2 separate regions of the Homo sapiens genome follow, and region 1 is linked to region 2. The links are chromatin contacts, found by Hi-C or POLR2A ChIA-PET in ENCODE. All regions are on one chromosome and are shown on one strand. Each heading gives the region's core, a stretch centred on a gene start or an enhancer-like site at or near the end of the contact. The rest is flanking DNA. Distances are from core to core; before and after follow the strand shown. Region 1 overlaps TAOK1 (TAO kinase 1). Region 2 overlaps MYO18A (myosin XVIIIA).

What was found. A loop is a pair of places that touch in the nucleus more often than their neighbours do. ChIA-PET counts read pairs that join two places held with the same protein, here RNA polymerase II (POLR2A). Pooled maps may share reads with other maps.
Region 1: a pooled map shows a loop between it and region 2 (2.0-fold over the local background). The contact joins two enhancer-like sites. A Hi-C loop is called at or near these places in 1 of 50 pooled maps. POLR2A ChIA-PET finds 5 or more read pairs at or near these places in 3 of 52 experiments (GM12878, activated B cell and activated T-cell).

The regions. Positions count from the first base shown.
Region 1 is chr17:29,431,728-29,436,318 of GRCh38, reverse strand. The region is part of intron 1 of TAOK1 (TAO kinase 1); the gene reads right to left. Among named protein-coding and RNA genes, the nearest start is that of MIR4523, 43 kb to the right of the region's middle. Within about 2 kb of position 2,588, at least 2 of the 41 ENCODE cell types and tissues checked have a DNase peak (open chromatin) inside an H3K27ac peak, as active enhancers do; they include GM12878, where a contact is called at or near this core.
Region 2 is chr17:29,147,334-29,152,185 of GRCh38, reverse strand. The region is part of intron 2 of MYO18A (myosin XVIIIA); the gene reads left to right. The region is part of intron 1 of LOC124903967 (a long non-coding RNA gene); the gene reads right to left. Among named protein-coding and RNA genes, the nearest start is that of MYO18A, 31 kb to the left of the region's middle. RefSeq lists enhancers at 2,291-2,340, 2,361-2,550 and a silencer at 2,931-3,410. Within about 2 kb of position 3,210, at least 39 of the 41 ENCODE cell types and tissues checked have a DNase peak (open chromatin) inside an H3K27ac peak, as active enhancers do; they include GM12878, where a contact is called at or near this core.

The sequences.
Region 1 (4,591 bases), core at 1,339-3,838, 280 kb before region 2:
TCAAGGAAACTCATTTTGAACTATTTACGGCCTTTAATAATTGAGTAAGGTATATTCCTAAGAAAAAAACTTTGGAGCATGTTATGTTTCTCTCCGCCTGGTGCCTCTAAAATTTGAAAACTGTCTGTGAGTATTCTTTAATTTTTTGATTTTTAAATTTTTAAAACATTTTTTACTTATTTATTTTTGAGACAGAGTTTCACTCTTGTTGCCCAGGCTGGAGTGCAGTGGCTCAATCTGAACTCAATGCAACCTCTGCCTCCCGGGTTCAACCGATTCCCTTGCCTCAGCCTTTCAAGTAGCTGGGATTACAGGCACCAGCCACCACGCCCAGCTAATTTTTTGTATTTTTAGTACAGATGGGGTTTCACCATGTTGGCCAGGCTGGTCTCGAACTCCTGACCTCGTGATCCGCCTGCCTTGGCCTCCCAAAGTGCTGGGATTACAGGCGTGAGCCACCGCACCCCGCCTATCTGTGAGTATTCTTATGGCAATATAAGTATTTGCAATAGTGCAATGAGAATTCATTTTTCTTTTGTAACAGGATACAACTGGAGAAAATGGTTATTTTAACAAGGCTTTTACTGGAAGGGTATGCTCCCCTTTAAGGAGTCAAGCTCGAAGTCGAACTTGCAGAACCAACAAAAGCCCCATGGAGAAAGTGACCTAATACCCTCATCTTCGCAGTCCTTGTACAGGGTTCCTGACCTGTGGTCAGTAAAGAATGTCACTTTCTAACAGGTTCTAGGAGCTCCAAGTTTATCTTGGGACCTTAAGAGGAGAGGATCACCCAACTCATAGGTGTTTCAAGGTCTTATCTGAGATTCCTTGGGGAATAGAGTTCCATCAAAGCCAATCTAAAAGGCCTATGTAGACATAATTATTCTTGCTATACTTTAGGCAAATAATCAGGTCAAGTATAGGGCTAAGGGATTTTGCAAACCACTCAGTCCTATCATGATTTTTTAACAAAAATGAGGACTGGAAAGAGAGAGATCATGTTCCAAAATTTACCATACATTTGTCATTAAATTCTGAACTCATTGGTTGTTTTTAAGTTTTCACCTACATTTTAGACTAACCCTGCTTGTTCCTGTGAACTAACCAGCAATCTCCAGCTGCATCTCAGAAAGAACAACGGGGATGGGTAATGTAAAAATCTGGACCAATATTCTAGTTCTGAGCAATTATCCTTCAAATTCTTCCAGGTGATGGGAATACATAGGATGCCCATCACAGAGGTTTCCTTTTGGGAAAGTAAGACCAAGGGAGCTAACCAAAGCCAAGCACCATGCACCCAAATCCTAGCAAGCATAACTAGAGCCACCAGTTATCTGGGTGTGTCACAAGACATCCTTTCCTCTCCCTTACTGGAGGAGGACTCGGTTCCACAGTTTCACCTTAGCATTTGGCTTACAAGGAGTCCATGCAACTCCCCTGAGACACATCTTTGTCCCAGACTCAATTCCAAATTTCAGGTCAAAGCCCTAGGAAAAAAACTGGATCTGAGGGATCCAGAGGCAAATGACAACAGAGGTTAAAAGGCACATTGCAGGTGAGCGTGGCTGACTCCTGCTGATTAAGCCAACTCCAAGCTTCCTGTTTCATGGATAAAGGCCACATTAATATCCATGGCATAAATGAGGCCTAGGGAACTCCAAAGCTACTGACTGTAGGTGGGAAACAGACATAGGTGAGACAAATAATTCCTATTGTCTCGACACCCCTGTTTCATGGGTGCAAGCCACTTTGGTACTCATGGTGGCACCTGCCAAGGTCGCCAGAACTCGGGGATGCAAGGACAGAAGACTGAAAGAGGACACTCTTTCCTCTCACTCTCACGTATCCTGAGTATATGCTAGGAAAATAAGGGAACCAGGGAGGCCTGCTTCCCTCTTTCTAGATTGGTAGCCATTCATCTTCAATCTGTACCCCTTTCAAATGCATCCTGAACCTCTGGGACTCCTTTAAAAGGAGGCTTTTTCCCTTTCTCCTCAGTTCTCTCTTCACTAATAGATAATTGTGTTTCTGTACTACAAGACACTCCCCTCAAATGCATCCTCCGAACTAGAAAGAGTTAATTTCCCAAACTTTAAACTGGTTGGCTTAGGATTGGGCTCAGAGGAAGGGAACCCAAAAGCCCAACATGCCAGCAAAAGGGTAAAGTTTCTTTACCAGTCGGGTTTTTGGCCTCCCTCTCCCTGTGAAAATTGGTAAAAGGCCTCAGTATTTTTCAGCTCTCCTTACCCCGCCCCTTGTTTCGTTTTGATGCATGTTTTCTAATAACCCGGTTTGTCTGTTCTTGCCTTCAGGCCATCAAACTCCAAATGGTCATGCAACCGGAGCCTCTGATGGTGGCCCCTTCTGCTGGGAACCCCTAAATAGGCCTCTTAGGGAGCTCTGACTGCTGTTTCCCCCAAAACAGGCCCCTGTCAGCAGGAAGCAGTTAAGATCGGTCTTCGTCCGTGTCCTTAATCTAACAATTGCTAGATTAGAGGGGAAATGAGATAGCCAGGTGGGAGAGGGTCCCCAGAGAAACTACAACAAGCCTGCCCACTGGAGCTGAGCCTCAGGAGGTTCATGCCATTTGCAGTGGGGAGGAGTCTGGCCCCTCCACTTCCTGTGTGGAACCTGAGATTTGAATGGCAGGGCGGGAAGTGCTCTAGCAGGAGACTCTGGCCTTGTGGAGTATCCCTATTTCCCCTTTTTTTCCCTTTTCACCCAATAAAACCCTCTGCTTTACTCACCCTTTAAACTGTCTGCAAGCCTGAATTTTCATAGCCATGGGACGGACAAGTTCTTTAGCTGAACTAAGGAAAAGTCCTGCAATGCTAACAGAGCTGCCTTAGTTTCTAGAGTGAAGAATCTTTTTACATTCTTTTTTTTTTTTTTTTGAGACAGAGTCTAGCTCTGTCACCCAGGATGGAATGCAGTGATCTCGGCTCACTGCAACATCCACTCCCGGGTTCAAGCAATTCTCGTGCCTCAGCCTCCTGAGTAGCTGGGATTACAGATGCCCGCCACCACGTCCAGCTAATTTTTGTATTTTTAGTAGAGACAGGGTTTCACCATGTTGGCCAGGCTGGTCTTGAACTCCTGACCTCGTAATCCACCCGGCTTGGCCTCCCAAAGTGCTGGCTCACAAGCGTGAGCCACTGCACCTGGCTACATTCTTTTATTAGCCCTATAACTGAGACTCAAACTCTACTTACATTCTCTTGCATTACTAGTAATTCAAAAAGATAACTATGGTAAGGCCCTGGAGACTCAGTGGCTCATGCCTATAATCCCAACACTTACGAAGGCCGAGGCAGGAGGACTGCTTGAGCCCAGGAATTCAAGACTGGCCTAGGCAACATTGCAAGACACTGTCTCTACAAAAACTTTAAAAATTAGCCAGGTGTGGTGGCAAACACCTGCAGTCCTAACTACTCAGGAGGCTAAGGCAGAAGGATCCCTTGAGCACAGGAGTTTAAGGTTGCAGTAAGCTATGATCTGAGAGACAGAGCACAACTCTGTCTCTCTCTAAAAAAAAAAAAAATTTGGACAGGTGTGGTGGCTCACGCCTGTAATCCCAGCACTTTGGGAGGCCAAGGTGGGTGGATCACCTGAGGTTAGGAGTTCAAGACCAGCCTGGTCAACATGGTGAAACCCCATCTCTACTAAAAAATACAAAAATTAGCCAGGCAGGCCGGGCACAGTGGCTCACGCCTGTAATCCCAGCACTTTGGGAGGCCGAGATGGGTGGATCACGAGGTCAGGAGTTTGAGACCAGCCTGTCCAATATGGTGAAACCCCATCTGTTGGGAACAGGCCTCCAAATCTGGCCATAAACTGGCCCCAAAACTGGCCATAAACAAAATCTCTGCAGCACTGCGACATGTTTGTGATGGCCATGATGCCCACGCCGAAGGTTGTGGGTTTACCGAAATGAGGGCAAGGAACACCTGGCCCACCCAGGATGGAAAACTGCTTAAGGCGGTCCTAAGCCACAAACAATACCATGAGTGATCTGTGCCTTAAGGACATGCTCCTGCTGCAGATAACTAGCCAGGGCCCATACCTTTGTTTTGGCCCATCCCTTTGTTTCCCATTTTAGTTAATCTATAATCTATAGAAACAATGCTTATCACTGGCTTGCTGTCAATAAATATGTGGGTAAAACTCTGTTTGAGGCTCTCAGCTCTGAAGGCTGTCAGCCCCCTGATTTCCCACTCCACACTTTATATTTCTGTGTGTGTGTCTTTAATTCCTCTAGCAACGCTGGGTTAGGATCTCCACAACCGAGCTGGTCTCCGCACACGGAGCTGGTCTCGGCACCCATCTCTACTAAAAAGTACAAAAATTAGCAGGGTGTGGTGGCTCACGCCTGTAGTCCTAGTTACTCAGGAGGCTGAGGTAGGAGAATCGCTTGAACCCGGGAGTCAGAGGTTGCAGTGAGCCGAGATCGCACCACTGCAATCCAGCCTGGGCAACAGAGTGAGACTCCATCTCAAAAAAAAAAAAAAAAAAAAATTAGCCAGGCATGGTGGTGGGCACCTGTAATCCCAGCTACTTGGGAGGCTGAGGCAGAATTGCTTGAACCAAGGAG
Region 2 (4,852 bases), core at 1,961-4,460:
GTTCCAGAGTCTGTCCTCTGCTCCTTCCACCACCCATATGAGCATGCCTAGACTCTCCCACTTGTGATTTTTACTGCAGCAAAACCTCTCCAGTGAAGTCTCTGTGACGGAACACAACAGTGGTCAGACCCGCCAATCTGTTCCTTTGCTCTTCTGTGGATGCGGGGCTGGGGGGCTTCTCTGAGCCTCCTCTCCAGCATGTCAGATATGTCCAGAGTCCATTCTCCACCGTGTCCTCCCCTTCCTACTCCTCCTTTGCTTCATCTAGTTGGTGACACAGGGAGGTGTCCAGTTATGGGCCTCACTGCTCCATGGCAGAAATCCTGGCATGCCCTGGATGAGGCTTCATTGGCCTTATTTGCTGTTGAAAGTTCAGGATTCTGTTGGGACTTCTGATTCTATAGGAGTACTAACATCAGATAAGTCCTGCAGCGGGTGGCTTGGGGAAGCCCTCAGGCCACTGCATTCCAGATGTCTTACTCGTGCTTGGCCCAGAGAATGCAGAAACAAGGAACCATTGTGTGATTGTGCAGGCACTGAGGGGCTTTCTCCCAGGCCTGGGACGCCTTGGGGTGGGAGTAGGTTTCCATTCAGTCTTGGCTTCTGCTCCCAGCTGGGTATTAAATTGTGACTACAGTCCCCTCCTCCACCTCTTTTGGAGGCCTAGGGAACAAGGCAAGGCATGTGTGGATAGGAGTCTAAGCAGACTCTGGGGTGAGGAAGGGAGACAACAGCAGGTAGGCGGGGGCATCATCTGAAGGAGGCATTGGTAGAGGGACCAGGACACACTGAAAGGGAACCTCTAGACCAGACCTGCCCAACAGAACAATTTGCAAGGGTAGAAATGGTCTATAATGCTATCCAACTTAGTAGGAACTGAACCTTAAATTTTATTTGATTTTAATTTAATCAGAAGTATCCTCATTGTTTCCATTTAACTGGAATTTTTTCTGAGACGGGGTCTTGCTCTGTCACCCAGGCTAGAGTGCAGTGGCACCATCACAGTTCACTGCAGCGAACTCTTGGGCTTGAGTGATCCTCCCACCTCCCCCTCCCAAGTTGCTGGGACCACACTTGGCTAATTAAAAAAAAATTTTTTTTGTAGAGACGGGGTCTCACTATGTTGCCCAGGCTGGTCTTGTGTTAACAACACCTTTGCAACCACAGCAACTCCTGACCTGTGGGCCCTTGCCTGGGGCCCCCTCTCTCCTCCTTTCTTCCTCCTCTCTCCTCCCCAGATGAGCTGAAAGCAATTCCTGCAGCCAAAACTAGCCCTTCCAACCAACTTCATGTTTGACAAGCATCTGTTTCTACAGCAACAATAAGAGCTACAGTTTTGGGATTTTGAAGAAAATGGGCGGGACAAAGGGTAGAGGATCCTCTATAGGGTCTTTCAAAGGCACAGAAGAGAGACCTCAAAATCAGTCATCAAAGGAAGACAAGCGATCTTGCTGCCTAGACCTCCCAAAATGTTGGGATTATGGGCATGAGCCATAACACCCGGCCAGCTTCAATTTGAATAGCCACTCATGGCTAGTAGCTACCATATTGAACAGTACGGCTCTAAACAGCTCCCAGAAAGAAATAGTTGGGTGTTCTTGAAGGTTTGTTTCCTCCTTCAGAGTCCCCCTGGTAAGGCAGGGGATGGTGGCATTTCCCCTTCCTCTCAAGAAGGAAGAGCTGTCCTCTCTGGCAATTTCTACACCTCAACCACCACCAGCTCTGGAATCCTAATGCCCCAGGGCCAGCAGGTCCCTGGCTGTGTGCCACCACAACTGGGGCAGCGCTTCCTTTCCTCGCCAAGGATGTCTTCTGCCCAGCTTTGTAACACACAGGTACTCACATGCCCCAGTGGATTTGGCCCAGGCTGTTAGCACAGAGGTGGTGGGTTGGTAGGCAAGGTAGAGGCTTTTGCTTCTTCCTGTTTCTATGGACATAGGGTTTGTGCTTTATTTTTTACTTCAGAGGGTTTTAGAAACAGGCCCAATAGGGGCTCCAGAGGTGAACACACAGATTCTCAAATATTTATTGGATGTCCAGTGTTACGAGGAACCTGAGGCTTGTCTAGAAGAACTTCTCTGACTTTGAGAATAAGCACCACAGGCCTCCATCTCTCACACCCAGGAAGACCTTACTGATATTTTATTTAAATTGCTGTGGCTGACCCTTAAGCTGGCTTCCTTTTTTTTCTTCTGTGGAAATGGAGAAGAGTTGTCATTTATATGAAAAAGAGAACAATGCTTCATTATGTTTATTCCCTCCTGTCTACCAGAGGGGGTGGATAGGAGAACATAGTGCATGTGGTACATTTAGGAGACCCAGAAGTGACCCAAGTCCTGATGAGATGTGGGGCAGGGCTGTGGAGGATTTTGGGAAAGGATCCTCAAGGCTGGCTCATGGCTTTGGGCCTTGGGGGAGCTTGGCAAAGCAGAGGCAATTTGGAAGTCCCCGGGGGCCATGAGGAAATCCCCAGCAGCTGAGAGACCTCAGAGAGCAGCAGGCCTGCTGTCGGGCCAGTCAGGTGGTCCCTGCAGTCGGCCGCATATGCCTGCCTAGTCTTTGGGGATTGACTCAGGGTCTTGGCAGAGAGGACAAGCCCAGGCGTCCCTACTTGGGCTCTGTGCCCGAAAAGGTGTGGTGGCACATGGCTCTGAGCAAACTGATGGGTGTGCCAATGCAGGGACTGGGTGGGTGTAGGGGCTGGGGGGAGTGTCAGAGCCCCAAGCCTCGGCGACCACCTCTGGGGCAGTGATCTGTGGCTCGCCGTCCCATACCCACTGACCTTCCTGATTGCTTGTCTCTAGACAAGCCCCTCTCTAGAACAGGCTTTCCTGGCGTCTTTTGACCTTGCATTCATGTATTCATTCATTTATTCCATCAATAAGCATTTACTGAATGCCTACTATATGTAGGAACTGTTTTAGGTTCTGGGGATAGAGCGGTGATAAAAACAAAGTGGGCACCGAGCTCATCCCTGCCTCTTCTTGCCCTACGCGTCCTGGGGACGGCGAGAGGCCATCTTGCCGCCGCAGCCCCCTCGGGCCGGAGCTCCTGGGGGACGCCTCCTGGGGGTGGGGCCTGGAGGCCGGCCTGGCGGAGGTGAAAGCGGCCCCAGCAAAGCGGGAGGGTAGATGAGAAGGGGGCTGCCACCCTCTGCTGGGCGCCAGCGGCGCTGCAGGGCGGAGCTTCCAGGGCTCTAGGCGCATGTGCTGGGCTTGGCCCCACCCCCTTGGCCCCGCCCAGGCTCCGGCTGGCCGGTGGGCCAACCCGGGAAGTGCCGCCCCGGGCCTGGGGCTGACTCGGCCCTCACAGAGCCTGACCCGTGCGTAGGGTGCTGAGTGGCTGGGGTGGCCCTGGGCATGCGCCGTTGGTCACTCCAGGTTTCCTCTCAGCCCTCCTTCTCCTCTCTGAGACCATCCCTAGGCTTCTTAAAGGGAGTCTGCCCTATAACCCTTCAGAATCCACTGGCTATCGGCACTGGTAGAATTTCATAAAAAATCTTGGCACCTCAATACCAATCGCTGTCTCCTAACACTACTGTTTCATACGAGGTGACATTTTGTTACTTACACACACACACACACACACACACACACACACACAAAAGAATAAAGGATAATTCCTCCCAAGAAAGGGAAGGGACTCCTGCGCTGGCATTTTCTTTGAGACAGGTGTAGACTCTAGTACTGGCCCTAGGGCTGGTGCTGAGGACCTCTGAAGTGGTCATCCTGGAAGTGCACCTGCCACCCTAGTGGCTGGGCCCTCCCACTTCAAAAGCAAGTGCTCCAGGCCCTCCTGGCCCTGAGCTCTGAGTGCTTTAAACAGGACTCTCCCCAACTCCCTAAATATAGTTCTATTATTGACACTTTACACACCGCAAATTTGTAATACAAGGATCATATAATTAGTACCCATTTATGGCAACAGTGCTTATAGACTTTTTTTTAGGAGTTTTGATTTACAGGGGAACTAGAGGGACAAATGGGGTCAGAGAAGTATTCTTTTGTTAAGATATATTTTGTTAAGATATATATATCTCATTGTTAAGATATATCTTAACAAAATATATCTTCCCAAGCTTTAAACCTTGGTATCTTTCCTTACTTTTCTCAATCTCCACCCAGACCCGCTTGTGCCCATTTCCCATCCTTCCCCAAATAGTCACCAAGTCCAGCTTATTTTTTCTCTTGAGTCACCCTCTCTTCCCCATCAACTGCCAGAATCCTAGGCAGACCCTTCTTATCTCTCATTTGGCATCACCTTTTACCTTGACTTCCTTTTTTTTTTTTTTTTTTTGTCACCCAGGCTGGAGTGCAGTGGCATGGTCGTAGCTCACTGTAATCTGTAACCTTGAACTCCTGGGCTCAAGTGATTGATCCTCCCACCTCAGCCTCTGAAGTAGCTAAGACTACAGTTGCAGGCCACCACGCCTGGCTAATTTTTAAATTTTTTGTAGACGGGTCTCTGTGTTTCCCAGGCTGGTCTTGAACTCCTGGTCTGAAGTGATCCTCCTGCCTCTGCCTTCCAAAGTTTTGGGATTACAGGTATGAGCCACCATGCCTGACTACCTTGACTTTCTAATGTTCTTTCACCTTCCAGCCTCCTTTCTCCTCCTCTTGCATCCTGTTAGCTCAGAATGTTTTTTGGTTTTTGTTTTTTGTTTTTAGGCAGGGTCTCTCACTCTGTCACCCAGGCTGGAGTGCAGTGGTGTGATCATGACTCACTGCAGCCTTGACCTTCCCTGGGCTCAGGTGATCCTCCCACTTCAGCCTCCCAAGTAGCTGGGACCACAGGCATGCCACCACCACACCCAGCTAATTTTTGTGTTTTTTGTAGAGATGGGATTTTGCCA